Regions from separate parts of the Homo sapiens genome. Here regions 1, 3 and 4 are each linked to region 2. A link is an interaction called in ENCODE POLR2A ChIA-PET data of the cell type or tissue named here. Cell type or tissue: K562. All regions are shown on one strand. Each heading gives the region's core, and the rest is flanking DNA. Links, peaks and the distances in the headings are about the cores only.

Region 1 (8,087 bases), core at 248-5,247, 130 kb after region 2:
GATTACAGGCGTGAGCCACCGTGGCCAGCCTTTTTTTTTTTTAAGACTTTATTTTTTTAGAGTAGTTTTAGGTTCACAGCAAAACTGAATGGAAGTTACAAAGATTTCCCACATACCCCTGTCCCCACACAGGCACAGCCTCCTTCATTATCAACATTCTGCCCAGAGTGGCCCACTTGGTACAACTGATGAACCTGCATTGGCACATCATGATCACCCAAAGTCTGTAGTTTACAATAGGGGTCACTCTTAGGTTTGGACACATGTATAATAATATGTACAATGTAGACTAAGTTAGTTTTTTAAAAAATAGAAAAAGATGTACAAAGAAAGAATTTTTAAATAGACAAAATTTTTAAAAATCCAGCCTTAAGAGTTTATGACACCACTCTTACTTCAGACACCCACAAGTCACCCACAGACTTTACTCAATGTCCTTCCAGTGCTAGAGGCTCCAGAGAATTGAAGTCCCTGAGCAGATAGAATCACAAGAGAAAACCCCCCGGGTTTAGTTGCCAAGAAGCTGCTTTCAAGGGCCTTTTTTTTCTTTTCCAAGTCAATTTCCTGCCACAGCCAAAATTTCTCTTGTTTTTTTTTTTTTTTTTTTTTTTTGAGGCAGAGTTTCGCTCTTGTCGCCCAGACTGGAGTGCGATGGCGTGATCTTGGCTGGCTCACTGCAACCTCTGCCTCCCAGGTTCAAGCGATTCTCATACCTCAGCCCCCACAAGTAGCTGGGATTACAGGCATGTGCCACCACACCCAGCTAATTTTTGTATTTTTAGTAGAGACAGGGTTTCACCATGTTGATCAGGTTGATCTCATACTCCTGACCTCAGGTGATCCGCCCGCCTCAGCCTCCCAAAGTGCTGGGATTACAGGCATGAGCCACCGTGCCTGGCCTCACAACCCAAATTTCTATTGAATGCGACAAATTCTAGTCTCCTGTTGAGCAAGAAAAATCCATACACTGTAGATGAATACATAAGTGCTGCTTGTGCACTCTGAGAGTCATAAAAATGAGATCATCCTTAGCTTTTGTTAAGTGCATTTGGTATTGTGACATGAACCAGAGGTATGCTTCAGTCAATGATTTATAGCAACAATCAAATCCTTGAGACGGTGGTTTGGTGTCGATAATAACGTACCTCACTGTGAGTCACTGACTTACTTCAGATTTTCTTTAATTCAAGAGCATCAACCTTCAAGAAGTGAGGAGGACTCTGTCTTCTCACAATTCTAGGGAATGAATGTCTGAACCAGAATGATTGTGTATCCCATTAACAAAAGCCCTAGAGAACCTGGAATGGCTGGTTCAGCCCTAAATGCTACATCTGACCTAAAGTGTGCAATCATCCGAGAGCTGTTTCACCCTTAGCCAGGCATGTGCTAAAAGCTTGGGGCATCACTTTCTTTCTTTTTCTTGAGATGGAGTTTCGCTCTTGTTGCCCAGGCTGGAGTGCAATGGCATGGTCTTGGCTCACTGCAACCTCCACCTCCTGGGTTCAAGTGATTCTCCTCCCTCCGCTTCCCAAGTAGCTGGGATTACAGGCACCTGCCACCATGCCCAGCTAATTTTTGTATTTTTAGTAGAGATGGGGTTTCACCATGTTGGCCAAGCTGGTCTCAAACTCTTGACCTCAGGCAATCCACCGGCCTTGGCCTCCCAAAGTGCTAGGATTACAGACGTGAGCCACCGCGCCCAGCCTGGGGCACCACTTTCAAACTGTCCTTCTCAAGATCTTATTGACAGTAAAACTGTACCCCTACAACTGTCCTATTAAATGACTAAAAACTTTTACTATTGAATCCACGGCAGCACCAAACAAATTAATCAAAACGTTTTGGAATACATTCCTTTCTTTGAAGCTAAGTTGATGGCTTGATTCAATTATTGTGTCCATTTACACAACGTAGGCTAAATGTTTCCTAGAATTGGCAAAGGATCAAAGGGTTACTTTACTTATTCATCATCTTAAATAACCCAAGAAAGCCTTTATATTATTATTATTATTATTATTATTATTTGAGACAGGGCCCAGCTCTGTCACCTAGGCTGGAGTGCAGTGGCACAATCTCAGCTCACTGCAACCTCTGCCTCCAAAGCTAAAGTGATCCTCCTACCTCAAGTGATCCTCCTACCTCAGCCTCCCGAGAGGCGGGGACCACAGGCGCACCACCGCAACCGGCTAATTTTTGTATTTTTTGTAGAGATGATGTCTTGCCACACTGCCCAGGCTGGTCTCAAATTCCTGAGCTCAAGTGATCCACCCACCTCAGCCTCCCAAAGTGCTGGCATTACAGGAGTGAGCGCCAGGTCCAAGAAATCCTTTCAAAGTAAAATACCACAGGACATGGTGGCTCACACCTGTAATCCCAACACTTCAGGAGGCCGAGGTGGGAGGATTGCTTGAGCCCAGAGTTCCAGAACCTCCCCACCCACTGCCCCATGCAACATAGCAAGACCTTGTCACTACAAAAAATTTAAAAATTAGCTGGTGTGGTGTTGCGTGTAGGTCCTAGCTACTCAGGAGGCTGAGACAAAAAGATTGCTTGAGGCTAGGCATTCAAGATTACAGTGAGGTGCTGGGTGCAGTGTCTCAGGCCTGTAATCCCAGCAATTTTGGTGGCCGAGGCAGGTGTATCACTTGAGCTCAGGAGCTCGAGACCAGCCTGGGAAGCATGGTGAAACCCTGTCTCTACCAAAAATACAAGAAATTAGCTGGGCATGGCAGCTCAAGCCTGTGGTCTCAGCTACTCAGGAGGCGGAGGTGGAAGGATCACTTGAGCCCAGGACGCAGAGATTGCAATGAGCCTAGATCCCGCCACTGCACTCCAGGCTGGGTGACAGAGTGAAACCCTGTCTCTAAAAAATAATAATTAAAGGTACCAAAAATAAATAATTGATGGTAATGCCGACCCAAATTAAATTTAACCTTCAAATTACTTATGAAAAATGTAGTATATCATAAGAAAGTCAATAGTAAGAAATTTCATGTTAAGACAGTGTTTTCATATATTTTAACATTTTACATATAAATAGTATGCTAATTGCAAATTCATTTTATTTAATGTTTAATAGTTTATGTTATGAATTCAAGGCATTTTCTATACTTGTCAATAATGAAAAGGCATTTCTCCTTTTAAAAATTCTATGAAGTCAGCCTTCTTATTCCTTAGGAACATGAACTAGTGTGGTTTGGTTTTGAATCTGATTGTTCAAACACTTTACAAAGTGAATAGGAAAATAATTTGGGAACATTTATATTTAAACTTGTCAATCTATGATTCTGTTTTTCATGTGACAGCCAATCACAATGTGTTCTCTACTCAGGAAGTTTAGCTCAGTATATGGATTAACACGTGTTCTACTTGTGTGATATTTCTTATGACAACCACAGAAAACATATGGGGCTGGGCACAGTGGCTTATGCCTGTAATCCCAGAACTTTGGGAGGCCAAGGCGGGTGGATCACTTGAGCGCAGTAATTTGACACCAGCCTGGGCAGCATGTCGAAACTGCGTCTCTACAAAAAATACCAAAATTAACCAGGTGTGGCGGCACATGCCTGTAATCCTAGCTTCTCGAGAAGCTGAGGTGGGAGGATTACCTGAGCCGGGGAGGTCAAGGTTGCGGTGAGCCGTGATAGTGCCACTGCACTCAAGCCTGGGTGACAGAGTGAGACCCTGCCTAAAAAAGAAAAGAAAAGAAAAGAAAACATATTTGATGCAATTTTAAAAAGAATATACCTTTGAGATAGAGTCTCACTCTTGTTGCCCAGGCTGGAGTGCAGTGGTGCAATCTCGGCTCACTGCAACCTCTGCCTCCTGGGTTCAAGCGATTCTCCTGCCTCAGCCTCCTGAGTAGCTGGGATTACAGGTGCGCACCACTGTGCCCTGCTAATTTTTGTATTTTCAGTAGAGACAGGGTTTTGCCATTTTGGCCAGACTGGTCTGGAGCTCCTCATCTCAAGTGGTCCTCCTGCCGTGGCCTCCCAAAGTGTTGAGATTACAGGCATGAGCCACCGCGCCTGGCCTAGATTTAATTTTTTCATAAAACTTTCACATTTGTTTGTTTGTGATGTTTTCAGGTGCTAATTTCTTGACCTAGTATAGAAGCATAAACAAGAGTTCAATCCTTTTTAAATAGTTGTCTGTGCTGTGAATGCCCTCGCCCACCATGTGCTCAACAAGGACCTCAAGGACATTGTTGGTGACTTCAGAGGCTTCTATAGGCAGCTCACAAGTGATGGGCAGCTCAGATGGGTAAGGGACCTATTTTGTAAAATGCTTACATAAGTAATATTACCAAGGTCTGAGATGTCCTTTGAGTGCAACGAATGTGAAAATAGAGATGGGTTTATTTATTTGTTTATTTATTTATTTTTTGAGATGGAGTCTCACTCTGTCACCCACGTTGGAGTGCAGTGATGCAATCTTGGCTCACTGCAACCTCCGCCTCCTGGGTTCAAACAGTTCTCCTGCTTCAGCCTCCTGAGTAGCTGGGACTACAGGCATGCACTAGCACACCTGGCTAATGTTTGTAATTTTAGTAGAGATGGGGTTTGACCACGTTGGCCAGGCTGGTCTCGAACTCCTGACCTCAAGTGATCCGCCTTCCTCAGCCTCCCAAAGTGCTGGGATTACAGGTGTGAGCCACCATGCCCATCCTAGAGATGTGTTTATAATTTTAAAGTAAAACATTTTATTCAGTTAAATTCAGGCTTGAGTCATTTAGATCATCAGTATTTTGAGGTAAACAACTCATTTCTGTAAGACTGATGATCTAAATGACTCAAGACTGAATTTAGCTGAATAAAATGTTCTACTAAGGAGATGAGGTCCTGAGATTTGGGTCCTAAGAGCTATCTCTTCTCTAAGGACCTCATCTCCTCCTCCCTGAATTGGAAAGTGCTCTAGAGGATAAAGTACTAAATGGGCAATCTCTTTATGGAGAAATAATGTGAGTAGTGTTAGAGATGTAAGAGAAGGTCAGGCCGGGCGCGGTGGCTCACTCCTGTAATCCCAGCACTTTGGGAGGCCAAGGCAGGCAGATCACGAGGTCAGGAGGTCGAGACCATCCTGGCTAACATGGTGAAACCCCGTCTCTACTAAAAATACAAAAAATTAGCCGGGCATGGTGGCGGGCGCCTATAGTCCCAGTTACTCAGGAGGCTGAGGCAGGAGAACGGCGTGAACCTGGGAGGCGGAGCTTGCAGTGAGCCGAGATCGCACCACTGCACTCCAGCCTGGGCAACAGAGTGAGACTCTGTCTCAAAACAAAAAAAAAAAAAAAAAAAAGAGAGAGATGTAAAAGAAGGTCATTAAAGAGAAAACATTAAGAGAAGAGCAAATTTAAAAAGATGGAAGACCATGGTACCTTTTATGTGTTTGGTATTTGAACTATAAATTCAAGGCATGAAAAAGTTAGGCTCTGGAGAAAGGATTCCAACACAATAAGGTGAATTCAATACCCTGACCTTTGCCTTTGTCCCGTGATACTGGATTTTGTCTTTTCCTAACCCGGCTTAGTCTCCCATCCATGCACTGAGAAGGGCACAAGAGAATGTACTTTCAATAGTGCCTGGGATTTCATCTTTTACTTTATACAGAGAATATTAAACTTACCTTGAAAGATGTCACCTTGAAGAAGTTCCCATTGGCTGAATCTGGGACAATTTGAACATCCAAATAAATATGATAGTAATGGCTTATAACCCATTGAATAAAATCCATGAGTCCATTCAGATAATGAACAATCAGCTGGGCACAGTAGCTCACGCCTATAATCCCAGCACCTTGGGGCTGAAGCAGGAGAATCACTTAAGGCCAGGAGTTCAAGACCAGCCTGGGCAGCATAGTTGAGACCCCCGTCTGTACTTTTTAAAAATAAAAATAATAAAATAAAAAATTTTTAAGGAGGTAATAAACAACAAGGTCAAGCCCATTACAGCTGATTAAAATCTAATAAATATAAAAGGAATGATAACATCAGAAAATCACCATAACTGTCATAGCTACAATTAATTGAGGCAAGAGTCATCAAGGGATGCCCAAATTTTGGGACAATAATAACCTCCTTACTTGGAAAATGAAATGGTAACTTCACAGTGGAGAAAGCAAATGGACACTAAGTTACCCAAGTGGTAAAAGTTAACAATCCTAATAATAAAACAAAATGACATAATCACTTATGTAGTATTGATGCCAAAAAATGTATTACCTGAATCTAGTCATGAAGGAACTCCAGATCAGCCCAGATTGAGGAATGCTGTACAAATCAAGTGGCCTGTACTCTTTTAAAATGCTAATAACATTTAAAAAAGAAGAAGAAAAATTATTCCAGGTAAAAAGAGACTAAAGAGGCATGGCGACTAAATGTAATACGTGATCCCAGATGGGATATGGATTAGGGTAAAATAAAATACATTATTGGAAAAAACTGGTGACATTTGATTATGGACTGGCCTTTAGACAGCAATATTCTATCAATGTTATATTCCCTGAGTGTGATTATTGTACTACGGTTATGTAAGAAAATATCCTTGTTTTCAGGAACTATACACTGATGTATTTAGGGTTAAGAGAGCATGATATTTGCAACTTTATTCAAATGGTTCAGAAAAAAGAAGTACATATGTGTGTGTGTTCATATGTATATACATACATATACTTAACATATATATAGAGAGAGAGAAAGAAGAGAGGAAAACACAGGTGTTTTTCCTGCTATTCTTAAAACTCTTCAATAGGTTAGCAACTGTTTTTTTTAAACTTAACCTTTAGGTGGGTTTCTATTGCTACCTTTTAATTCTTGAGATGTGTCCCTGGACGGAAGACCTAAATATCTTTCTCTCTCTCTCTTTTTTTTTTTTTTTGAGACAGAGTCTTGCTCTGTTGCCCAGGCTGGAGTGTAGTGGTGCGATCTTGGCTCACTGCAACCTCCGCCTTCTGGGTTCGAGAGATCCTCTTGCCTCAGCCTCCTGAGTAGGGACTACAGGCACAAACCACCACACCTGGCTCATTTCTCTGTTTTCAGTAGAGACGGGGTTTCACCATGTTGGCCAGGCTGGTCTTGGTCCCAAAGTCCTGGGTTTACAGGCATGAGCCATCACACCCAGCCCTCTTTTTCATTTCTAAAAAGTGCTTTTGTACTTTGCTTCCTAACCAGATTGGTCCAGAAAAGGGCGTGGTGCACCTGGCGACAGCGGCCGTCCTAAACGCGGTGTGGGACTTGTGGGCCAAGCAGGAGGGAAAGGTAACCCCTCTCACAAACGCTCAGGAGGCTCCTGGGAGCTGTACGACACTGACTTTCCCTACGCACAGAGGAAAGACAGACACACTGCAGCCCCCAAAAGGAAATACAGATAATTGCTTTGGTGTTTTTTTCTCCTCTGAGAGGTTTTGGCAGTAGGTAGGGAACTGCAGGAGGAGGAGAAAGAGGAGACAGGATGGCGGAAGGCGCAGGCAGCAGTAGAGGGGGGTGTGGGGACCTGGTGGCTGACAGCCAGCATTAGAGCTGCCAACGCGTTTACTGTCAGGAAAAAATGGGGACTTTACACATATGTCTTACAAATCCTTTCTTTTTTACTTCAAGCCTGTCTGGAAGTTACTTGTGGACATGGTGAGTAGCATTGTTAATGTTACAATTGTTTCTGTAAATGAAATGGATATCATTGATGACATGCCTTTTGATGATCAGTAAATATATTCAGGACTATCTGTTGATCACTATAGCGATGATAAAGCAAAAAGCCAATAAAATATGACATTCCTTTTCTGATATCTGACGTAACAGATGGCTGTGCTCATGCAGGCAGGGTGGCATGAGGGGAAGCAGTGAGGGGGTCCTGCCTCCCCCACTGTGCATGTGTAACACACGGTGCCAGTTCTCTGAGCCTCCATTGCCTGACTATGACAAGAGGATCATCCTAACTTCTCTAGGAACCTCACAAAATTAAAGATCAATGAGAAAAGCACCTCATAAACTCTGAAAAGCCAGATGTTATAATATTATGAAGATATTATCCAGGCCAGGCATGGTGGCTCAAGCCTGTAATCCCAATACTTTGGAAGGCTGGAGGATGGCT
Region 2 (8,087 bases), core at 962-5,961:
AAAACTTAGCCAGTGCGGTGGCGCGTGGCTGTAGTCTCAGCTACTCAGAAAGCTGAGGTGGAAGGATCACTTGAGCCGGGAAGCAGAGGTTGCAGTGAGCCAAGATTGCACCACTGGACTTCTGCCTGGGCAATAGAATCAGACCTTGACTCAGAAAAAAAAAAAAAAAGGAACCACTGATCTGAATAAGCCAGACACTGACAATAAATTCTGTATGAGTCCACTGAGGTACTGGAATAGTCAGATTCATAGAGACGGACTAAACGAACCTGCTCTTGGCCAAGAGAACCCCCGAGAAACCTTTTTTTCTTTTTTTCGTGGTGAAGTTTTGCTCTTGTTGCTCAGGCTGGAGTGCAATGGCGCGATCTCGGCTCACTGCAACCTCCACCTCCCAGGTTCAAGCAATTCTCCTGCCTCAGACTCCCGAGTAACTGGGATTACACGCATGTGCCACCACACCCGGCTAATTTTGTATTTTTAGTAGAGACGAGGTTTCACCTGTTGGCCAGGCTGGTCTCAAACTCCCAACCTCAGGTGATCCACCCACCTCAGCCTCCCAAAGTGCTGAGGTTACAGGCGGGAGCCACCGTGCCGGTGAGAAACCTAAAAAACTGAGTTCCCAGCCATGACAGAATGGGAGGGCAGGCACACCTCATTATATCCCTTCCCTTTTGCAGATTTGGCACAAAATCTGACCAGCATTCATGTTAAAATGGAGCTCATAATCCTGACACAATGGACTTTTTGTGGCAATAAGATACGACATTATAAACAGGACCTAAGGCCATGCATGCCAGGCAAGGATTAAGTCATGTACTCCCTAGAATTAAAGAATAAACTATGTTCCCACTGCCATCAGGGTTTTCTTTTTCTCTAGCAGCTAAACAAGCACTGGCCTTGAGATGAGCAATGTTGAAGCAGTTGCAGCTCAGCCACCATCAGACACTTAGACCGACTCCTCGTTCCACCAGCCATCACTACAGCTTTGACTGGACCAGAGACTGAGTTCTGTTACTTTCTCCTGATAAGAGGCCGCCAACTGTGGACTGGTTCTGGCCAGTTTACAGAAGCTGTGCACTTGAGAGGCTTCATGTCCCTGCTTCACCTTTTGATGTATAGGCCCTAATTGTAATACATTTAAATGTTAAGTCTCCGCTCCAAAGTGAACATGGGTCACATGTAACATGCACGTTTGCTACATGCTTCAGGACCCCTTTCATGAACATTCATAGCTCCTCCTGTAACCTGTTGAATATGTATGTTTGGCCAACCCCCTCAGCATAATTCCCGTCTCCCTTGAAAAACCTGCCTTTCAGCCTCTCCCAGAGGCTATACTTCCCAACCTGTCAGAACGGCCACCTTGCAGGCTGTAATCCTTTATTAAAAAAAAAAAAACAACCAAGTCTCCTTCTAAATTTTTTTTTCTTTCTTTCTTTCTTTTTTTTTTTTGAGATAGGATCTTGCTCTATGACCCAGGCTGGAGTGCAGTGCAATCATACTTTACTGCAGCCTTGAAATCTTGGGCTCAAGCAATCAATCCTCCCACCTCAGCCTCCGGAGTAGCTGGGACTACAGGCACACGCCACCCAGCTATTTTTATTTTATTTTTTGTAGAAATGGGGGTCTTTCTATTTTGCTTAGGCTGACCTCAAAATCCTGGGCTCAAGACATCCTCCCACCTCAGCCTCCCAAAGTGCTGGGATTAAAGGTGTGAGCCACCATGCCTAGCCCTCCTTTCTAAATTTACAAATCCTGTGCTTTTTCAGTTGATCCCAGGGACCTGCAGGTTTCTTTGCTATCACTATTTCCTCCGCCTGAAATGACCTCTTCGGCCTTCTTTCCTAGCTAATTCCTGCTCATCCCTTTGGCTCAGCTCAGGGCTGGGGCTGGACTAAGTGGACACTCCGCATTCTCTCTCTCTCGGGAATCTCATTTGTTCCACAGCTTCAGCTCTTATCTACATGTTATTGATTCCCAAATCTATCTCCAGCCCTGGCAGTGCTCCTGAGTTCTGCCTCCCATTGACACTTCCACTGGCTTTCCCTCAAACACCTCAAACCCAACATGCCCAGCACTCAAGTAATCATTTCCCCCTTTGCTATCCTGCTTTTTCTCCTGTGTTTTCTATTTCAAAGACTAGCATCATCACGTATTGTCTGTCTAGTACTTAGAACAGTGCCTAATAGCTACAGTTTTCTCTTTTCCAGAATGTCATATAAATATAGTCATACAAAATACAGCCTTCTGGCCAGGCGCAGTGGCTCATGCCTGTAATTCCAGCACTTTGGGAGGCTGAGGCGGGTGGATCACCTGAGATCAGGAGTTCAAGACCAGCCTGGCCAACGTGGTGAAACCCCGTCTCTACCAAAAAATACCAAAAATTACCTGGGTGTGGTAGCAGGTGCCTGTAATACCAGCTACTCGGGAGGCTGAGGCAAGAGAATCACTTGAACCTGGGAGGCAGAGGTTGCAGTGAGCCAAGATCACACCATTGCACTCCAGCCTGGGCAACAGAGCAAGGCTCCGTCTCAAAAAAAAAAAAAAAATGAAAAATTCCAGAAATAAACAATTAATAAGTTTCCCGCGCTGTTCTGATAACCAGGATGAAATCTCTCGCTGTCCTGTTTCCTCCTGCTTGGGGCTGGTTGTGAATCATCCCTTTGTCCAGTGTCTCCATGCCGTCTACACTACCTGCCCATCAATCACTTAGTAGCTGGCCCAGTTATCAGATCAACTGTCACGGTATTGAAGAGTGTGTGCTCATGTAAGTTTTTTTGTTGTTTTTTTGGGGGGGGTCCAGATTTATAATTTAATGGCTGTGCAGCTTCCAGTCCCTCATTTCTGCTGCTCACGGGCCCACTGCTCTGGGGTCAGGGTTTTCTGTTCAAAGGCATGGATGTGTGGGAGCTCTTCTGCTAGGCACGCATTCACCAGCTGGTGTCTCTGAAGCAGCAGCTGACACCACCAGGACTCGGAAGCTACAGGTTGAAGGTCGTGTCCTCCACCTCCACATGCTCCGCCTCCAGGTCCCGCTGCAGCTTCTCCTGGAGGTAATTGGCGCTGAGTTCCCTGGCGGTAGTCCAGCTGGGGCGGCAGCCCAGCGGGGACAGAACCCCAGCTCGGACCCCTGCCACGCTGCTTTGCGCCCTTACAGGAGCCACTTCCCTCACGTAAGCTTTCTTTGACTTAATGATGGCATCAAAGCACAAGGGTAGGGATGCTGGCATATTGTTAAAATTGTTCGATTTATCACTAGTTATTGTTGTTGATCTCTTCTGTGCCTCATTTATAAATTAACTTTTATCATAGGGATATGTGTGTGTCTATATCTACAAAAAACCGCAGTATCTATAGAGTTTGGTACTGTAGCGATTTCAGGCATCCACTGGGGATCTCAGAATGTATTCTTCACAGACAAGGAGGGACTACTGTATTATTATATGGAGGTTAACCACACTATTAGCAATAGAATTATAATAAAAACTTTCAAAAACATGGCGAAGCTGGTAATAATGTGCCTAACATCCTACAGCACCTCCCTATTGTCGACAGAAAGAGTCAAACTTTCTAAAATATGTGAAGAGTTTTATTCTGAGCCAAATATGAGTGACCATGGCCCATGAGACAGCCCTCAGGAGGTCCTGAGAACATGTGCCCAAGGTGGTCGGGGTGCAGCTTGGTTTTATACATTTTAGAGGGGCATGAGACATCAATCAAATACATTTAATAAATACATGGGATTGGTCCAGAAAGGTGGGACAGCTCAAAGCTGGGGCTTCCAGGCTATAGGTGAATTTAAACATTTTCTGGTTGACAATGAGTTTACCTTGTCTGAAGACCTGGGATTGGGCTGGGCGCAGTGGCTTATGCCTGTAATCCCAGCACTTTGAGAGGCTGAGGCAGGCAGATCACGAGGTCAGGAGTTCGAGACCAGCCTGACCAACACAGTGAAACCCCATCTCTACTAAAAATACAAAAATTAGCTGGGCATGGTGGCGGGCACCTGTAATCCCACCTACTTGGGAGGCTGAGGCAGGAGAATCGCTTGAACCTGAGAGATGGGGGTTGCAGTGAGCCGAGATCATGCTACTGCACTCCAGCCTGGGCAACAGAGCGAGACTGTGTCTCAAACAAACAAACAAACAAACATCCAAAGTGGCCGTCACTAAATGCTAATAAACACTAGAGGGCACAATTGAGTTGTGGAAAATTTCAGCCAATATTGCAAATGAAACAAGGTATGGACTCTAGCAAAAATTAATACACCAGAAAAATGGGTAGTGAAAATCATAAGCTTTGAAAACAATTGCTTTCTTTGTAAATCTGTTGATTAACCTTAGCCCTTTGAGATAATTGAATTAAAGTAGACTTAACACTTTAAATTTAATACCAAGCCAATACTGTATTCCAAAAATAAAGCATAGATACATTGACAAATAGGACTACTTACATCAAAAAACTAGTGGGGGTGTTCTCAGTGTTAAGAGTCAGTTTCTGTCTGAATTTTTCTTTCTTTAGATATTCCTGTCTTCTGGCAATGACGGTTTGGCCATGGAATTCACACTCATTCTAAGCTGGCCACTTGAGAAAGCTTGAAATTTCTAAGGTTTTGTTATTGTAAGAGGTGACCAGATGTTCCAAACATCAAGCTATACAGGAAGCTCTCCACCCACTCCAAATGTCATGCTGAGTTCTCAACAGACTTCCGTTTCCCGTTTCCTTTTTCCCCTCTCTCTGATTTTTTTCTTCAAAGTCTATTCAAAAGCTGCTGCCAAAACCATCTTCCTCTATTGTTGTTCTGATGACATCATTCCCTTCCCCAGCTCCCCTTGTCTTTGGTCTCATGACCACAGTTTGCCTTCATTTCCTTGGGCTGCCACTGTGCCTGCCTCTACCTCCTTTCCCCCTGATTTCCCGCTGCTTCTCACCAACTGTGACGCAGGATTATCACTGCTGATGTCCCAGTGCTGAGGTATCTATTATCTTCTAACAAAGAAGAGTATTCCCATTCCACTACCCAGACTTTCCCAGGTCTCTTCTAAACTCATTTTATTTATGTATTCATTGCTCACGAGTATACTAAGCACCTTCTGCATGTGTTCTAGGTACTAGAGGAGAGAGAGAGAGAGAGAAGAAGAAAAGACATAATCTTTTTTTTCTCTCTTTATGCCAGCTGCTCTGGCCAGCTTAAAAAAAGACAATCTTTAAGATCAAAATTGCCAGGAAGCCATTTAAGTTGGGGCTTTTGGAAACCAACTAGAACTTACTCTCCCTTAGAACCTGAAGGAATGAGTAGCAGGAGAAAATTATACAATGATACAAAATAACTATACCATTCGGGATAGTAGATTTGGGATAATTCTAATCATTTCATCACCTTGAGACAGGGTCTTGCTCTGTCACCCAGGCTGGAGTGCAGTGGTAGAATCACAGCTCACTGCAGCTTCAACCTCTCGGGCTCACGCGAGCCTCTCACCTCAGCCTCCCAAGCAGCTGGGACTACAGTCATGTACCACCACACCCTGCTAATTCTTTTTCTTGCCCAAGCTGGTCTCAAACTCTTGAGCTCAAGCAGTCCGCCTGCCTCGGCCTCCCAAAGTGCTGCAAGTACAGGCTTGAGCCACCTCGTTTGGCCTCTAGCTCAGTAATTAATCTGACACTTGGTGACTGGCATACTGGTTTGCATTTCTCATTCCTCAGTTTCCTCGCCTGTAAAATGGGGGTAGTGACATCTACCTATTCATCTTTTAAGATTGTTATACGGATCAAATGTGATAATAAAATAATTTGAAAAATATAAAGTATTATTTGGCATAACGTAATATTATATTTGTGCCACTGAAATCTAAATATGTCATGATGCAAACATACTGTATATTTTATTGATTGAGTCAACCATCATGTCTTGTTTAGTTGTTCATAGAAACTATTTTAGAATGAAAGGTTAAAAAGGCAACATAATTAAGAAACACAAAGGAAAAGAAGACATTTGACTTCTGCTATTATAACTTCTCCAAAGTTTCATTTCAAATCAAATAAACATTTTTGCATAAATAAAACTTAGTTGTTCTTAAACTTTGTATATTAAAAATATACAGATTTTCGGCCAGGCGTGGTGGCTGATGTCTGTAATCCCAGCACTTTGGGAGGCTGAGGCGGGTGGATCACCTGGGATCAGGAGTTCGAGATCAGCCTGATCAACATGGAGAAACCCCATCTCTACTAAAAACACCAAATTAGTCAGGCGTGGTGGTGCATGCCTGTAATACCAGCTACTCGGGAGTCTGAGACAGGAGAATCGCTTGAAGCCGGGAGGTGGAGGTTGCGGTGAGCCTAGATCACGCCATTGCATTCCAGCCTGGGCAACAGAGCCAGACTTCGTCTCAAAAAAAAAAAAAATATATATATATATATAATATATATATACACACACACACAGATTTTCTTATAGGGCTACAGAATTTAGATACATAACTTATGTTTTTCTCAGAGACAACAATACTAAATATTCTTTTTTTTTTTTTTTTTTTTTTTTTGAGACGGAGTCTCGCTCTGTCGCCCAGGCCGGACTGCGGACTGCAGTGGCGCAATCTCGGCTCACTGCAAGCTCCGCCTCCCGGGTTCACGCCATTCTCCTGCCTCAGCCTCCCCAGTAGCTGGGACTACAGGCGCCCGCCATCGCGCCCGGCTAATTTTTTGTATTTTTAGTAGAGACGGGGTTTCACCGTGTTAGCCAGGATGGTCTCGATCTCCTGACCTCATGATCCACCCGCCTCGGCCTCCCAAAGTGCTGGGACTACAGGCGTGAGCCACCGCGCCCGGCCCTAAATATTCTTAAAATTTTTATCACATGCTTACTACATACCAGGCACTATACTAGGAATTGAAGACAGGAATGTAAATGAGGCTGGGCGTGGTGGCTCATGCCTGTAATCCCAACACTTTGGGAGGCCAAGGCCTGAAGATCACTTGAGCCCAGGAGTCTAAGACCAGCCTGGGCAACATGGAGAAACCACTCCTCTACAAAAAAAAAAAAAAAAAAAAAAATATATATATATATATATACACACACACACATATATATCCATATATATATGTATATATATACATATATATATATATATATATACGTATATATATATATATAAAAATTAGCCAGGCATGGTGGCACGCGCCTGTAGTTCCAGCTGTTCAGGAGGCTGAGGTGAGAAGATTGCTTGAGCCTGGGAGGTCGAGGCTGCAGTGAGTCGAGATCACACCACTGCACTCCAGCCTGGATGACAGAGACCCTGCCTCAAAAAAAAGAGAAAACAGAAATGTAAGTGAATGGTTTCTGCAATGCAGGAGTATCACAACTCAATATTTGGAAAGACTATTTATCTGATAAAATCAAAGAAGTAGTAGTGGTATGCCGTATTTATTAAATGCATTAATATTTCCTATTAGCCAGGTGCGGTGACTCACGCCTGTAATCCCAGCACTTTGGGAGGCCAAGGTGGGCAGATCACCTGAGGTCAGGATTTCAAGACCAGCGTGGCCAACATGGTGAAACCCCATCTCTACCAAAAACACAAAATTAGCCAGGGGTGGTGGCACGTGCTGGTAATCTCAGCTACTCGGGAGTCTGAGGCAGGAGACTTGCTTGAACCCGGGAGGCAGAGGTTGCAGTGAGGTCAGGCAACTGCACTCAAGCCTGGGTGAAAAAACGAGTCAAAAAAAAAAAAAAAAGAGGGAGACAGAGAGAGAGAGAGAGAGAAGGAAGGAAGGAAGGAAGGAGGGAGGGAGGGAGGGAAGGAAGGAAGGAAAGAAAAGAAAGAGACAGAAAGAGAGAGAGAGAGACGAAAGAAAGAAAGAAAGAAAGAAAGAGAAAGAAAGAAAGAAAGAAAGAAAAAGAAAGAAAGAAAGAAATCTTCCCGACTGCCTTCAGTGTGAGACACTGGCTTTTTCCCTGACTTCATTGGCTTCCTGGTTTTCAGGCCTTCAAACTCTGCCTGGACCTACCCTACCTGCTCTCCTGGGTCTATAGCTGTTGACTCACCCTACAGATGCTGGGACTTCTCAGCTGCCATAATCATGTGAACCAATTC
Region 3 (8,087 bases), core at 1,243-6,242, 160 kb after region 2:
AACATTAGGAGTTGCAGTTCAAAACTTAGGAAAATAACACCAGGCTGCCTTCTATTTTATAGGCACTGGTCCCATTAGGAATTGGCATTGCCACAGGAGAACAGGTGAGTGACGCCCCCAACAGGTGGATGACGTCCCCTTGGGGTCAGTACACGCTGACCAGTGACCGAGGACACAGTTGTGTGTTAGGCTCCATCACCTGCTGTACTTTGAGTTGGGAAATTTTCATCATCTTAGAAACTGGGTCATTTTATCAGAGTCTAGAGTCAGATATAGAAAAAGTTTGTGGCTATTTCTCCAATTTATATGACTAAGGTCGGGTATCTTTTTCAAAGTGTCTAATTGAAATTGAAAAGGCAGCAATTTAAAGTTGCTATTGCAAGGGCAGAAAATGGTCTTAAGAAAGCCAGCTTTCAAATTGAATAAACATGACTGCGTTCACTTTTTGAGCTTATAAATGAAGCCCGAGTGCCTGCCAAAACCTGCTGCAGTCAGCCCACGAGCAGAGCAGCGTGAGGAGCTGATTCTCAGTTTTCCCGGCAAAAGGAGCAATACTGCTCTGCCGTGGTTCCGTGTTGTCATCTGTGCCACCTGCTCATCACTGTCACCGTATTTCATCCTGATGCTTCATCTCCCACTTATCAGTCGCTGTGACAGTCATTCCCTCATAAATGGCGAGCCAGTGTGATTTTGACCTGACTCACACTGTTGCATTAGCAGATTTGTAAAGAAGTGAGCACAAGGTCCCTGCCCACGCTATAAAAGCTCGCCTCATGCCCAGCGAGAACAAAGAAGAAATACAGTCTGGGCTTCCTGACGGCCACTGATGAATAATTATTGGCATAGAGTGGCTGCGTTGCCAGGTTTAGAGATCCTGAAGGCCAAGGCTGACTCTTCTGTTGGTGTTATTTTCAATTCTATTTCCAGTGCCACAATAGAGTGATATTTAAGCAACTCCTACAGGCGAAGGCCCTGCAGTTCCTCCAGATTGACAGTTGCAGACTGGGCAGTGTCAATGAGAACCTCTCAGTATTGCTGATGGCCAAAAAGTTTGAAAGTAAGCGTGCTGCAGCGGCTGCAGACCAGACCTTCATTTCCCCACTAATCAGACACCTCCCTTGATGGTTTGCAATTCACATGCATGGGAGTCTGTAGTTTGCCATTTCGATTTTTTTCTAACTCTCATTTAGCTTTAATCCGGGAATTTTTGATGATTTTCATCTTGGAATTTCCTTCCTAAATATTAATAAATGATTTAATCACCTGTGGGCAATAAGAAAAACCAGAAAGTTCCCTTTCACCCCTTCCTCTCCCTGCCCTACTCTTGGTATTAAATAGAAACGATTTCCTTTTAGTTCCTGTTTGCCCCCATGCTGGTGGAGTTGGCCTCTGTGAACTGGTGCAGCACCTGATTATATTTGACTACATATCAGTTTCTGCAAGCCTTGAAAATAGGTCAGTAATGTGGCATTAATACTTTCTGTTTCAGTAGGGTCCCTCAATCCAGGCCAGAGCTTGTAAATTCTGCCTTCATGACCAGAACACACTAAGACCTTGTCCGCTGGCATGTCCTATAACTCTCAGGCGGAGTTGGTTTTGCTTTCACAGAGACCCACCAATGAACGGTCATTTTGCCTCCTAAGATAGGGTCTGGTAGCTGACTCACTTTATTTTTTAAGTACATTGAAGGTAAGGCTTGCAGCCACACTACTCCCTTAACCAGCTCCTGTTTTCATCACGTGTATTCTGTACTTCTGTCCCATCTCCTCTTCCCAGTACTGGAGTCTTCCATGGTCTAGACACACATTTATTTCATCTTATTTCTCAGAACGCCCCAGGTGGGCTTTTAAATTAGGACAATCTCCTTCCAGTCATCTGCACACGTAGGGTTTTGCTTATTCCACTTTTCTTGTCTCCTGGAATTAAATGTCTCACAGAAAGATCACTGCAAGTATATAGCAAAGGCACAAAAGCATTCACTGGGAAAGGGAAACACCAAATTCAGGACTGTGAGTGATAAATGGGACCCTTGAGGGTACATAGGAGGCTTCAGTAATAATGGTAACCGTTTTTCTCTTCAGGGGGGTAGTGAGTAGACAGGTGCTGTCTTTTAATATAGCCGAACTATTTTATACTGTATTAGTCTATTCTTGCACTGCTATAAAGAAATACCTGAGACTGGGTAATTTATAAAGAAAAGAGGTTTAATTGGCTTACAGTTCTGCAGGCTGCACGGGAAGCATAGCGGCTTCTGCTCAGCTTCTGGAAACTTACAATCATGATGGAAGGTGAAGGGGGAACAAGCACTTCTTATGGCCAAGAGCAGGAGGAAGAGAGAGTGAGGGGGGAAGGTGCTACACACTTTTAAACAACAGATCTTGTGATAACTATCTCGAACAGCACCAAGGAACGGGTGCCAAACCATTCATGAAGGACCACTTCCCATGATCCAATCACCTCCCAGCAGGCCCTGCTGCCAACACTGGGGATTACAGTTCAACATGAGATTTGGGCAGGGACACAAATCCAAAACAAATCCAAACCATATCAGCCTGCCTGTCACAGCTGTTCAATAACAGGCGATGGAAGTCAGGCAGCAGAGCTCGGTCACTTGCCCCAAGCCTCAGAACTACAAAGTGGCTGACGCAGAACCTGAACACAGATTGACCTGATTCTAAATCCTCTGCTCTTCATCTAAATCATTTGTATAGCTGAAAGGAACCTCATTTGGTGATTTTATTTTTTGGGTGGGGAGTATGGAATGTATTTTATTGTTCTGCATCTGGGTTTGCTTCCTTAGATGTCTTGGTTCTTGGATGGAGGTGGGTGTGTCCCACCTCCCTCAGTTGTGGTCCCATGGACCTGTTCGGATTGTTTTCCAGGTACAAAGTGTACCGAGAAAGCCTCACAGTGCTAATGCTTCCTAGATGCCCAGCTGAGGCAGTGACAAAATGGCCCTCCCAACCCTACCTGCCAAAAAAACCCCAAGCCCCTGGCAGCTGCTGCAGCCATGTGAAAAAATACAAACGCTTCTTGAAAAATAGATCACAAAATGTGGTGATTTTAATCTATTCATCTGACTTTTGACCAGAGGAACCCAAATAATTCTGGATATTTACAGAGTCTGAATTGATCCCTTTTAAAGGGCACCACAAAACCTCTAGAGGGACTTCGTGTGTTCATGTCATCAAAGTCCCCACCTCACATTGCTATATTTTAGAAGAAAAGGACCTGAGGCACAGAGGTTTAGGGACTTGCCTAGAAACGCATGGTAACACAGCTAAGCCTTGGCCAACACTGTCAATTGAGTGGTACTCGCTCCTTCTGCTTTAAGTTAGCACCACGTGAATAATCTGACTTCAGGCATCATTGCCCCGATCTGATTCCCTCCTCCTAGGGTGTGTGAGTATGTTGACCACCTGCATGAGCATTTCAAGTATCCCGTGATGATCCAGCGGGCTTCCTACATGCCTCCCAAGGTAAGCTGTGGCCTGAGGGCCCCTGTAGAAGAGATGCTGCCAGCCACTGCCACGCCTGTCTCGTGAACTAGACTGTGGAGCACCAAGCTTTGACTCCTGTTTGTTTGCAATATCCACTAACAAACGGTTCTTCAGTTTGTCTGTATCAAAATCCTCAGGCCTGAGGGCCAGGGCTTGGAGGTTCAATTGCCTCTGACAAGGCTTCTGTAATACTAGCCTTTCCTCACTAGTGGAGATCTTAACATTTGCACTCCTTGTGCAAAAAAACCTGGCACCATCTAGCAAGTTAGTGACCTAAAAAGTTTGGACTACAATTGTGTGGCTGGGGCCATTTATTCTGATCATGTTCAAGAGATCATGGCTCATTTTCACCAACAGAGGTCAAACTATTATCAAAGAGTTTGATGAGTTAACTAACTCTGGCAAGTAGCCAGTAAAATATGTTCCTCTGCCCTATTATTTCCAACAGTCTCCAAACTTATTTTAAAAATATTAATTCAGGGCTGGGCATGGTGGCTTACGCCTGTAATCCCAACACTTTGGGAGGCTGAGGCAGGTGGATCATTTGAGGTCAGGTGTTTGAGACCAGCCTGGCCAACATGGTGAAACCCTGTCTCTACAAAAAATACAAAAAATTAGCCGGGCATGGTGGCAGGTGCCTGTGATCCCAGCTACATGGGAGGCTGAGGCAGGAGAATCACTTGAACCTGGGAGGTGGAGGTTGCAGTGAGCCAAGATTGCGCCACTGCACTGCAGCCTGGGCAACGGACAGTGACTCCATGTCAAAAAAAAAAAAATTAATTAATTGCCTCTGGCTTAGACGTAAAAGCATTTCTTGGAGCAGCATAAATGCATAAAATCTGTTTTTGTTCCAGGTGGTTGTTAACAGGACTCATTTTTTTGGTCTTTGATAGGATCCCGGCTACTCAACAGAAATGAAGGAGGAATCTGTAAAGAAACACCAGTATCCAGATGGTGAAGTTTGGAAGAAACTCCTTCCTGCTCAAGAAAATTAAGTGCTCAGCCCCAACAACTTTTTTCTTTCTGAAGTGAAAGGGCTTAAAATTTCTTGGAAATAGTTTTACAAAAATGGATTTAAAAAATCCTACCGATCAAGATGAGTTCAGCTAGAAGTCATACCACCCTCAGGAATCAGCTAAGTAATTATTACTTGATTCTTTTAGCAAATCAATGCACGTTATCCTACTTAATCCTTAAATAAGTTTAGATTTAACTAACCCAAAGTCCAGGAGGATGTTCTTACAAAAATAGCTATATCAAGGGCTGGCACCTAGACATTAAACTGTAATTTGAAAATAAGCAACATGTTGCATAACTTGTTGGAATAATTCCTTGTTCTGTTTAACACTTGTCATAAATTAGCAGAATAAAAATAGTCGTGCAACACCGGGGGTATCTGGTATGCAACGAAGGGAAAAATATTTCACTGATTAACCCCGAAGTGGTTTTGCATCTTTTCCTTGCTTAATCTAAGCATATTATTAGAGAAGTCACACCATGCTGAAGCTAATGAGGGCAAAATGGTAGTCCATAGATTATTTTAAAATAACCCTTTAAGGTTATAAAAGTTTAAAAAAAAAAAAAAAAAACTCTATCCTAAATGGTCATTATATTTTGAGGATAAGATGCAGTTAAAATGAGAAAAATAGGGCAAAATATATTCACTATTATTTCTAAAATATACTCTTTTAAGTAGCATCCAAACCAGAATACAGCACATGTTTACTTAAGGAGAGTTCTTTAATCTATTTTAGGAAGGAACTGAGCAGATAAGTGGCAGTACAGAATGAACAAAGCGTGGACGAATGCAGAACACTTCTTTATTATAGCAACATATAAAACAACTATAACTTTAAAGTTCATAACCACACTCTACATCATGATCGATGGTGTTACTCAGCTCCCTCAGATTTGAGGGAATAGCTTGTGAAATTCTTAAAATATTCTAAAAATATTCCAAAAATAGCTTGTGAAATTCACCAACCTTCTTTATAAGTACGTGGGATTGAAATGCACATACATGTTTTTGCTAAGAGCACATACATTTCATTCTCCTCACTTTGTTCATAACCTCAGCATTGTCAGATACCCTCAGTGAGTTAACTCAAAGCCTTTTATTATGGAAAGAACTGGCACAGTTACATTTGCCAGTGGCAACATCCTTAAAAATTAATAACTGATAGGTCACGGACAGATTTTTGACCTAGTTCCTTTTTCTTTTAGAGCAAAAAGAACTTTTACCTCGGCATCCAGCCCAACCCCTAAAGACTGACAATATCCTTCGAGCTCCTTTGAAAGCACCCTAAACAGCCATTTCCATTTTAATAGTTGGATGCGGATTGTACCCTTCAATCTGAAAGTCTTCAGCTTTGAAGTCATCAATTTTCTCAACTTTTCGAAGAATCCTGAGCTTTGGGAAAGGTCTGGGTTCTCGCTGAAGCTAAAAACAAAATAAGGCCATTATTTTGCCATAATTGTACGACCTGTTGTAATTGCTCCTCATGTCCGTGAAACAAGTACACAGGATGTGATCAACAAAGTTCTATTTTACAGGAGTATGATCCTGTCGATACCTTGCCGTAGGTTATGTAACATGATTGGAGCGCAACCAGCTGTTCTCTTGCACAGATCGAGAGTGAGGGGTATTTTGTGACATTACACAGCATCAGGAGCCTGGTGCCTCATCAGGTGTAAGTTCTTATAACCACTCTTGGCAAATTTATTAAAGACAGGAACACAGTCAATCTGTAACTCATAGTAGCTCTACGTTTACTTGAATTCCACAATCCCTAACCCATCTGTCCCTGGCAGAAAGAAGGAAAGATGACATGCATGGACAGTGAACAGAAAGGGATGAAAGCCAGGATTCCTGGGATGAACAGACAGTGGCAATTAGGATGTGAAGACAGGTCACAACCTATTACTATGTCTAAAAACGACCAGAGCAGAGAGCCAGAGAGAATAAGCCTGAAGTCACCTCCACTCAAAAGCAGCCAAACTCCCTCAAAGGAGTAACTTTTAAAACCTGGATCTAACCTGGAAGGGGCTAAAAAGTGTCTGGTTCTGAGTTTTTTTCCTTAAGGCTCATGAAGCAGATGAACTTACATTTTTATTGCCATTTCATATCAATTGTTGGCTGCTATAACTTAGGGATTTCAACAGACTTTTGAAGTTTGGACCTAAATATTGTACTTAATGTAAAATTAACAAAAAATATTTATGGCCAGGGTGGTGGCTTATGCCTGTAATTCCAGAATTTTCGGAGGCTGAGGCAGGTGGATCACTTGAAGTCAGGAGTTTGAGACTAGCCTGGCCAACATGATGAAACCCCATCTCTACTAATAATACAAAAATTAGCTGGGTGTGGTGGCATGTGCCTGTAATCCCAGCTACCTGGGAGGCTGAGGCAGAAGAATTGCTTGAACCCGGGAGGTGGAGGTTGCAGTGAGCTGAGATCGCACCACGGCACACTCCAGCCTGGCCGACAGAGAAAGACTCCATCTCAAAAAAAAAAGAAAAGGAAAAACATTTGCACTTCAATTCTCCTTCAAGTTAAAATGAGTTAAAATGCCCCCTTTTGGACAATCCCCTGGCTTGAATGTGGCTCTTCCCTCTCTGGTACTGGTGCTTAGTACCTCACAGCACCTGACATGTTAAGTGCCCATGGTTGCTGAGGCAGATGCCTGCCTTGTCCTGCCCACCTGCCCACCACTTCTCCCTAAACTGAAGCCCCACATTTGGAGCAGTCATCTTTATCTTGGACACAGCATTGAGCAGATGCCTGTTCCACAGTCAACCTTTTATCAAGAGAAGGTACCAAACCCAAAAGTATAACATCTAATTCTTACCTGAATTTTCAGTGGCTCGATGTGATTCAGGTAAATATGTGCATCTCCCAAAGTGTGTATAAAGTCACCTGGCTATAAACCCGGGGGAGAAAGCAGAACAGTATGTTAGTTTCAATTCTTTAAAACATCATTTAAAAACATTAGAATATGCAGACACCGCAAGGCTTTTTTTAAAAAAATAATTTAGTGTAGCTTTTCCATTTTTTTGTAGCAACAGCATCTTGTTATGTTGCCCAGGCTGGTATTGAACTCCAGACCTCAAGCAATTGCTCCTGTCTCAGTCTCCCAAAGTGCTGGGATTACAGGCATGAGCCACCATACCCAACCTCAGCATAGCTTTTGAGAAAATCCATAGAAGCTGTATCACAAACAACCTGTATAGATCTGTTAGTGCGTATACCACAGGGCCAGAAAACCTTCCAGAAGAGGAAGGTTTCAAAGTAAAAGCTGGTTCATTTCTTACTTACACATATCAAATTTAAAAGCTAATCAGAGACTAAACTCTGCAATTTGTTTTCCCATATTAAAGAACTGAAGAGCTCAGTGTGGTAGGCTGGCAAGTCACCCTTCCCGAGACAGCCCACCTTCAGGCCCGTGATGTGCGCAATCATGTACGTGAGCAGGGCGTAGCTGGCGATGTTGAAAGGCACACCGAGGCCCATGTCTCCCGATCTCTGGTACAGCTGGCAGGACAGCTCACTGTTCACCACATAGAACTGGCAGAGGGCATGGCATGGAG
Region 4 (8,087 bases), core at 2,911-7,910, 130 kb after region 2:
GGTGGATCGCTTGAGCCCAGGAGTTCGAGACCAGCCTGAGCAACATAGTGAGACCTCGTCTCAACAAAAAAATACAAAAATTAGCTGGGCGTAGTTGCATGCACCTGTGGTCCCAGCCACTCAGGAGGCTGAGGTGGGAGGATCTCTTGAGTCCAGGAGGTCGAGGCTGCAGTGAGCTGTAATTGTGTCACTGCACTCCAGCCTGGGTGAGAGAGAGAGACCCTGTCTCAAAAGACAGCCTGGTTTACTGTAGAATAATTCAAGAAATGGAATTTGCCTCTGGGCCTGAGTGATGTCTAACACAGGGTAAGGAGACATTATCTAACACCTGTATTGCAAGCTCATAAATACTTAAGCATTTTATCTTGGGGAGATAGGGTGTATGTTGTGTGCCAGCTCTCAAGTGCCTTCTTATTAGAATGAGCTGTTTTGCAGTTCACCATGGAGATGGCTTCACATGCCCTCGAGGCATGCTGGACCATCAGCACTTAGCAAAGTGAGCCTCCCTGATCAGAAGTAGGATATTTTCAAGAAAGAGCAATAAAGCTGTCCTCAAAATCTGCTAAAGACTCCTGCTTTTTTTTTTTAGACAGAGTCTCGCTTGTTGCCCAGCCTGGAGTGCAGTGGTGCAATCTCATCTCACTGCAACCTCTGCCTCCCATATGCAAATGATTCTCGTACCTCAGCCTCTGGAGTAGCTGTGATTACAGGTGTGCACCACCACACCTGGCTAATTTTTGTATTTTTGGTAGAGACGGGGTTTCACCATGTTGTCCAGGCTGGTCTCGAACTCCTGAGCTCAGGTGATCCACCTGCCTCGGCCTCCCAAAGTGCCGGATTACAGGCATGAGCCACTACTCCGGGCTTACCTCCTTCTTAATCTGAAATCTACTTCTGTTCCTTTCTTCTCTGTGAATTGCCCTTGTTATTTCTCCTTCAGCTGTCCTTACCCTCAGATACGTTTTCCGCTGTCGGCTGCCTCTTCTTCGTGTGCTCTCTCCCCTCGTGGCCTCCTGCCTTTCTGACAGCTCCTTCTTCCTCCACTGGCCCCTTCTTCCCTCTCTGAGGCTCAGGCCTCAGTGTCTTTCCGGTCTCCCTACACACTCCCATGAAGACCCTCTCCGCATTCTGACTTCGGTGCCACCCTTTATGCCGGAGACTCCCAGATCTCATTTCCGGATCTGCCTCCTTAACTTATAGGTCTGGATACTTCCTGTTTGGTTTTTCACCTTCATGCTAAACGCAGTTTGTCTAAATCGGAAGTCAACTTCCATTCTCTGCCGCCCCTCCCTCCTGACCCATGTTGGATCATTCCGCTAATCACAGGGACCCAAAAGCTTCGAGTCACTTTTGGCTCATCTCGTCCTGTTGACCCTCATCTGAGGCTTCAGTGCAAGGTTTCCTTTTTCCATTGCTTCCTCTTCTTGGAACCCAGAAACTGCCGATGGGTCTTTAATTCTTGGAGTCTCCTTCTCAGCCTCATCGCTCAACTCCTTCAGGAACCCAATGGCTCAGCCAACCCAGGTGGGCACCAACACTTGAATACACTCCAGTCTCTCCCTCTTCTGACCCCTTTACTTTCTGCACTGCTGCTGCTGCTACCTTGCCTGAGATATTCCTCCCTCCCAGACTCTTCACTCCCCTTGCCACTGCTGAGGAGCTCCCCTTCCTTGACCGGCCAGCTCACATTCTGTCTTCATCATAAAGCGCTCTCCCTCTTCAAGAAGCACATTCAGCTAACAGCGCTCTCTGCCAGTCGTTCATAGTTTGCATCCCTCCCAGGCCTTAGCATTTTCTGCCTTATATTATTAAGGTTTTTTTTTAACCATGTCTTTTTATTTATTTATTTTAGAGATGGGGTCTCGCTTTGTTGCCCAGGCTAGTCTCGAACTCCTGGGCTCAAACAATCCTCCTGTCTTGGCCTCCCAAAGTGTTGGGATTACAGGTATGAGCCAGCATGCCCGTTCTATAAGCAGGTCTTCTCAAATGTAACCTCCTCAAGGGCAGACGTATCTGTAACCCCCTAGCAAGCTGCACCAGCTCTGACACGTACTTGATGCTCAGCGATGCATCACACTGATTTCCTGCCACTGGACTGTGATACCAGACTCAGGGCTCCCAGCCATCACATACAGCTCCCTCAGCCACGACACCCCAATACAGGGATTTAAAATCTGCCTTCATAATTTACTTGTGGCCGGGCGTGGTGGCTCACACCTGTAATCCTAGCACTTTGGGAGGCCGAGGCAAGTGGATCACCTGAGGTCAGGAGTTCAAGACCAGCCTGGCCAACATGGCAAAATCCCATCTTTACTAAAAAAAAAAAAAAAAAGCTGGTCATAGTGGTGGGTGCCTGTAATCCCAGCTACTTGGGAGGCTGAGGCAGAAGAATCGCTTGAATCCAGGAGGCAGAGGTTGCAGTGAGCCAAGATCATGCCACTGCACTCCAGCCTGGAGAACAGAGTGAGAGTCAGTCTCAAAAATAATAATAATAATAATAATAAAACATTATTTACTTGTGGTGTGACCTTTTGTAAATTACTAAAGCTCCTTAAAACTTCATTTCCTCTTTAATAAGGATAAGAGCACCTACTTTATAATATTGTTATAAGATTAAATTAAACCATGTGGAGCTCTTAGAATATAGTGTGTCTGGCACAATAAATATTATAGAATAATAACAGTAATAAATTTTCATAGCCTTATGCACAATTCTTCTTTATGAATGCATTCACATCTTCTGCCTGGCTTTTTGGAGTCTCCATTATTCCATGACATAGAACAAAACAAAAAATTAGTGAATTAATCTCGAAGCTTTACTTCTTCATTTTCCCCCACTGGTGTCTGAACTTTTGCCAATGTATTTTCAGCCCTGCTATAAACTGCTATAAGTGAGATCACTCCAATTTTATGCAACAGTTTTCTGAACCTTTGGCTTGTTCAATTTGAAGCTGCTTGTGAATGTAACTTTGTTCAAAAAGCTGACAGAGATAGCTGCGAGTGAAAACTCCTTGGCTTAAAATTGAGCCCCTTCCGGGCATGATGGCTCATGCCTGTAATCCCAGCACTTTAAGAGGCCCAAGCGGGTGGATCACTAGAGCTCTGGAGTTTGAGACCAGCCTGGGTAACATGCAAGACTCCATCTCTATTTTTTTATTTAAAAAATAAATAAGTAAATAAAATTGAGCCTCATTTTTTAACCTAATTGAAAATGGGTGATAAAAATGTATACATTGCGACCAGGTGCGGTGGCTCACACTTGTAATCCCAGCACTTTGGGAGGCCAAGGCAGGTGGATCACCTGAGGTCAGGAGTTCAAGACCAGCCTGGCCAACATGGTGAAACTTCGTCTCTATTAAAAATACAAAAATCAGCCAAGTGTGGTGGCACGTGCCTGTAATCCCAGCTACCCGGGAGGCTGAGGCAGGAGAATCGCTTGAACTTGGGAGGCTGCAGTTGCAGTGAGCTGAGATCGCACCATTGCACTCCTGCCTAGGTGACAGAGCAAGACTCTGTCTCAAAAAAGAAAAAAAAAAAAAATATATATATATATACATACATTGCTCTTGTTGAAACATTTTGGATCTTTCAGGAGGACATTCCTTTTCTCCATTCAGAGCCCTTTGTTTTCTTTGGGGTATAGCAACAGTTCCTTCTATGGGAGCTCTTGTGGCACGGCCCCTGTGGCATTGTCTGTCCTCATGTGACATCATTCTCATGGTTCTTTTCGGGTTTCTCACACTGGCATTGTTTCGGCGGGGAACTCTTCTCCTGCAGCACACGGACCCTGACTACTCGGCTGCCTATGTCGTCATAGAAACTGATGCAGAAGATGGAATCAAGGGGTGTGGAATTACCTTCACTCTGGGAAAAGGCACTGAAGTTGGTGAGTTGAAGATTCTCTCGAGGTTCCAGAATGCTTAATTTTCAGATGAGATTCTAATTTAGATTCTTAGATTCATTAGAATCTTGATTTAGATTGAGTTCTGATCTTGTTTTTATCTGTATTTACACTGCTCAAAGTGAGTAAAAAGTTTCATGGTTTGTTACTTGTTTCACTGGGAGAAATTTAAAAGTGACAGAATTTGGCCTCTCTCCTTGCAATCATCTCTAGCCTGTTAGAAAATCCTTGGCTGTTAGTCTGTTTCTCTGTGTCAAATGACAGCTACAAGGATGCTTTTCACCTGCCTTTCACCCGGGGCCACTGTCGAGCTTTGACAACCTGTAGTGGGCGAGTAACCAAGGGCAATGAGAGGGAGGAGACATGAGTTCCCATAGCAAAAAAGGCTCATTGTGATGTGCACAGCACGTCTACTCGCTTTTCAATATATATATGTATATATTTTTGAGACAGAGTCTCACTCTGTCGCCCAGGCTGGAGTGCAGTGGCACAATCTCAGCTCACTGCAACCTCTGCCTCCTGGGTTCAAGCAATTCTCCTGCCTCAGCCTCCCGAGAAGCTAGGATTACAGGCTCCCACCACCATGCCCAGCCAATTTTTGTATTTTTAGTAGAGACAGGGTTTCACCATGTTGACCAGGCTGGTCTCGAACTCCTGACCTCAAATGATCCGCCTGTCTCAGCCTCGCAAAGTGCTGGGATTACAGGTGTGAGCCATCACACCCGGCCTTTTCAAAATATTTCACACCAAATCGGTTTCCAGTTCACTATTTTCATGGCGAAAAGGGCTTTGGCCCCGCCCAATCTCGGAGGTCTCCCTTGGGGAAGAGCAGATTCTTTAAGATGCATACTGAGCCATGTATACGTCATTCTTTTTTTATTTGCATTTTCTATTTTCTTAAACAGAAGACACAGAACATAACTTTTTTCAGAGCTGGATGTGATCTCAAATGGTGATCTTGAGCCGTCTCATTTTTTAGAGAGAAGAAAACTGAGGCACAGACAGCTACCCAGCAAGTCATGGCAGAACCACCTGACTGCCCAGAGCACTTTCTCTTCAGAACTTTTAAATGCAACTCTTTTTGAATACATAATACTTACACATGGTACAAAATTCAAGAAGTCCAAAACAGTGGCCTTCGCCAGATCAATTTCAGTGGATTATTAGAGCCTGAAGCCAAATTATGATAGATTGAAGGGTAAGGGTCTAGAAGGAGGGAAAAGAGTTTCTCTAACTTCGGTGGTAGTGTGATACCTCTCCCTTGGATATTTGCACCATCAGCGCTCTCAGTAGTTGTAGAAAAAAATCTTGGCCCATTGAGAGATTTTAAATTGTTAAGCATATAAAAGAAGTGTGTGAGTTTGTGAGTGTGTGTATGTGCGAATGGCAAGGGAACCTTCCTTGAACTTTCAATGGACACTGCCCAGGTGGCTGCTGTTACTGCTCTTCACAGGGCTGGCGGTCAGTTGTCCAGCAAGTCAGTCCTTCTGCAGACTTCTGAGTGCTGCCATGTATCAGGCACCAAAGTAATTTTAAAAAGAGAAAGATAGGCCAGGCGTGGTGATTCAGGCCTGTAATCCCAGCACTTTGGGAGGCTGAGGCGGGCAGATTGCTTGAGTCAAGCAGTTCAAGACCAGCCTGGTCAACATGGTGAAACCCTGTCTTTACTAAAAATACAAAAATTACCTGGCCGTGGTGATGCATGGCTGTAATCTCAGCTACTCAGGAGGCTGAAGCACGAGAATTGCTTGAACCTGGGAGTTGGAGTTTGCAGTGAGCCGAGATTGCGCCGCTGCACTCCAGCCTGGGTGAAAAAGCGAGACTCCATCCCAAAAAAAAAAAGAAAAAAGATACAGAAGACAGAATCCCACATACAAGGAGCACACGAACTTATTGGGGAAGTAGACATAAAAGAAATGATCATAGTGCAGTCTGAGAATTACTGTTTTTTAAAACTATGTACAAGTTTTACAGAGAGAGGATATATTAGGCTGTTCTTTTTTTTTTTTTTTTTCTTTTCTTTTTGGAAACAAGAGTCTTGCTCTGTTGCCCAGCCTGGAGTGCAGTGGCGCAATCTCGCTCACTACAACCTCCACCTCCCGGGTTCAAGCAATTCTTATGCCTCAGCCTCCCGAGTAGCTGGGATTACAGGCACACACCACCACGCCCGGCTAGTTTTTATATTTTTAGTAAAGATGAGGTTTCACCATGTTTGGTCAGGCCGGTCTCCTGACTTCAAATGATCTGCCCACCTTGGCCTCTCAAAGTGCTAAGATTATAGGCATGAACCACCACTCTGAGCCAGGCTATTTTTGCATTGCTATAAAGGAGTACGAGAGACTGGATAATTTATAAAGAAAAAGAGGTTTAATTGCCTCATGGTTCTGCAGGTTTTACAGAAAGCATGATGCCAGCTACTCAGCTTCTAGGGAGGCTTCAGGACACTTACAATCATGGTAGAAGGTGAAGGGGGAGCAGGCACGTCCTATGTCGAAAGGATCAAGAGAAAGGGAATGGGGAGGTGCTACACACTTTTAAGTCACCAGATCTCACGAGAACTCACTCACTATCTCAAAGACAGTACCAATGGGATAGTGCTAAACCATTCAGGAGAAATCCACCTCCAAGATCTAATAATCACCTCCCACCAGGCCCCACCTCCAACACTGCGGATTACACTTCAACATGAAATTTGTGCAGAATGTCTAAACCATCTCAGGGGGTAACTTCACTCTGTCCAAAAGGCTCAGGGAAGGCTTCAGAGCAGAAGTAATGCTTTGAGGTGAGTCTCGAAGAGCAAACAGGAATTTGCCAGGCAGAGAAAGACCATGCTGTGAGTCAGTCCCGCTTTTCTCCATTAAGTAAACAATTTACTGTTAAAGTTTTCCCCAGAGTAGTAACCACTTACTAAGACAGAGCTGTGAGCTGTTTCTGCTTCTTCTGCAACTCTAATTGTCCCTTGTTTGTAAGTTGAGTACTTTATGAAGCCGCTGCCTTTCTCCATACTGCAAACCCTACAGCACAGCCCCCAAAGGTTGCATAAAACTCAGCGAGCTTACAAGATAATGTTAGGCCATTGGACCCACTCTCTGTTAACAGCCCAGACTTTAAACTTTGCTGACTTGGGCACACGTGGAGGGGCCCTGGGCACTAAGATAGATAAGAAGCCCTTCTGGGATGGGTGCTGAGCTCAGTGTTTAGGGCCTTCACTTCCCCTCTCCTCCTCCATTCCCAGCCCCACACCGCTGTCTTGGTGGATGTCTCAGGCACGGATAAATCAACTTCCATCTCTCCATGACTTTAATTAATGACTCTTTTGTGCTAAGGGTTTTGGCTTCCTCCTTTTTCAGACCACAACATGACAGAACCCATTTTAACTTTAACCTTGCTACATATTTCAGGTGACTCACTGCAGTCTCACTAAATGTGTTACACAGCACTCACACTAAAGATGAAAAATTCCATTAGCTCATCCTGGTTCTTCTGCTTACTTACCTAATCATCTGTTTATGATTTAAAAAAATAGGGTTACTGTGAAGAGAGTGCTTGTGTGTGAGACAGAGAGGGAGGGTTGTTTTTCAAATGTATAGAATATACCAATGTAGTTTTTGGTTGGGTATTTTTTTAAATCATGACTTTATTAAATTTACTTAATTAATATTCATTTTTATCCTTTTTTTATGTTTTTAAAGTTTTTATTATTTATTAATTTATTTGAGATAAGGTCTTGCTCTGTCACCCAGGCTGGAGTGCAGTGGTGCAATCACGGCTCATACAGCCTTGACCTTCCAGACTCAAATGATTGTCCCACCTCACCTTCCCGAGTAGCTGGGCCCACAGGCACAAGCCACCATGCCTAGCTAATGTTTCTTTTTTTTGAGAGACAGAGTCTCGCTCTGTTGCCCAGGCTGGAGTGGAGTGGCACATTCTTGGCTCACTGCAGCCTCCACCTCCAAGGTTCAAACGATTCTCCTGCCTCAGTTTCCCAAGTAGCTGGGACTACAGATGTGTGCCACCATGCCCAGCTAATTTTTGTATTTTTAGGAGAGACAGGGTTTCACTATATGTTGGCCAGGCTGGTCTCAAACTCCTGACCTCAGGTGATCCACCCACTTTGGCCTCCCAAAGTGGTAGGATTGCAGATGTAAGCCACCACACCTGACCTGGGTTTTTTTTTTTTTTTTTT

Evidence for each region. ChIA-PET counts read pairs that join two places held together with the same protein. Peaks named below come from ENCODE experiments on the same cell type or tissue, not always from the same donor. Only the 100,000 strongest peaks of a DNase experiment are listed, where the experiment ranks them.
Region 1: POLR2A ChIA-PET joins it to region 2 with 5 read pairs; 6 of 35 experiments call an interaction of 5 or more read pairs at or near these places.
Region 3: POLR2A ChIA-PET joins it to region 2 with 5 read pairs; 5 of 35 experiments call an interaction of 5 or more read pairs at or near these places.
Region 4: POLR2A ChIA-PET joins it to region 2 with 5 read pairs; 16 of 35 experiments call an interaction of 5 or more read pairs at or near these places.

The regions. Positions count from the first base shown.
Region 1 is chr18:693,416-701,502 of GRCh38, reverse strand. It overlaps ENOSF1 (enolase superfamily member 1), which reads left to right. Exons shown (of 16, transcript NM_017512.7): 3 at 4,148-4,263; 4 at 7,169-7,255; 5 at 7,595-7,621. Among named protein-coding and RNA genes, the nearest start is that of ENOSF1, 15 kb to the left of the region's middle. RefSeq lists a silencer at 3,759-3,891. In K562, for the core only: a CTCF peak has its summit at 3,565; no DNase peak of the experiment used is centred there.
Region 2 is chr18:827,221-835,307 of GRCh38, reverse strand. It overlaps the pseudogene BOLA2P1. Among named protein-coding and RNA genes, the nearest start is that of YES1, 19 kb to the right of the region's middle. RefSeq lists an enhancer at 4,418-4,984. In K562, for the core only: CTCF peaks have their summits at 2,941 and 4,193 (motif pointing right); DNase peaks (open chromatin) are centred at 2,987, 4,217 and 4,697; H3K4me3 peaks cover 1,688 bases.
Region 3 is chr18:670,713-678,799 of GRCh38, reverse strand. It overlaps TYMS (thymidylate synthetase), which reads right to left. Exons shown (of 7, transcript NM_001071.4): 5 at 7,933-8,087; 6 at 7,349-7,420; 7 at 5,222-5,940. The coding sequence ends at 5,803. ENOSF1 (enolase superfamily member 1) reads left to right here. Exons shown (of 16, transcript NM_017512.7): 12 at 63-104; 13 at 928-1,057; 14 at 1,356-1,455; 15 at 3,398-3,479; 16 at 4,394-8,087. The coding sequence ends at 4,495. Among named protein-coding and RNA genes, the nearest start is that of TYMSOS, 16 kb to the right of the region's middle. In K562, for the core only: no CTCF peak of the experiment used is centred there; no DNase peak of the experiment used is centred there.
Region 4 is chr18:702,269-710,355 of GRCh38, reverse strand. It overlaps ENOSF1 (enolase superfamily member 1), which reads left to right. Exons shown (of 16, transcript NM_017512.7): 2 at 3,778-3,886. Among named protein-coding and RNA genes, the nearest start is that of ENOSF1, 6.3 kb to the left of the region's middle. In K562, for the core only: no CTCF peak of the experiment used is centred there; no DNase peak of the experiment used is centred there.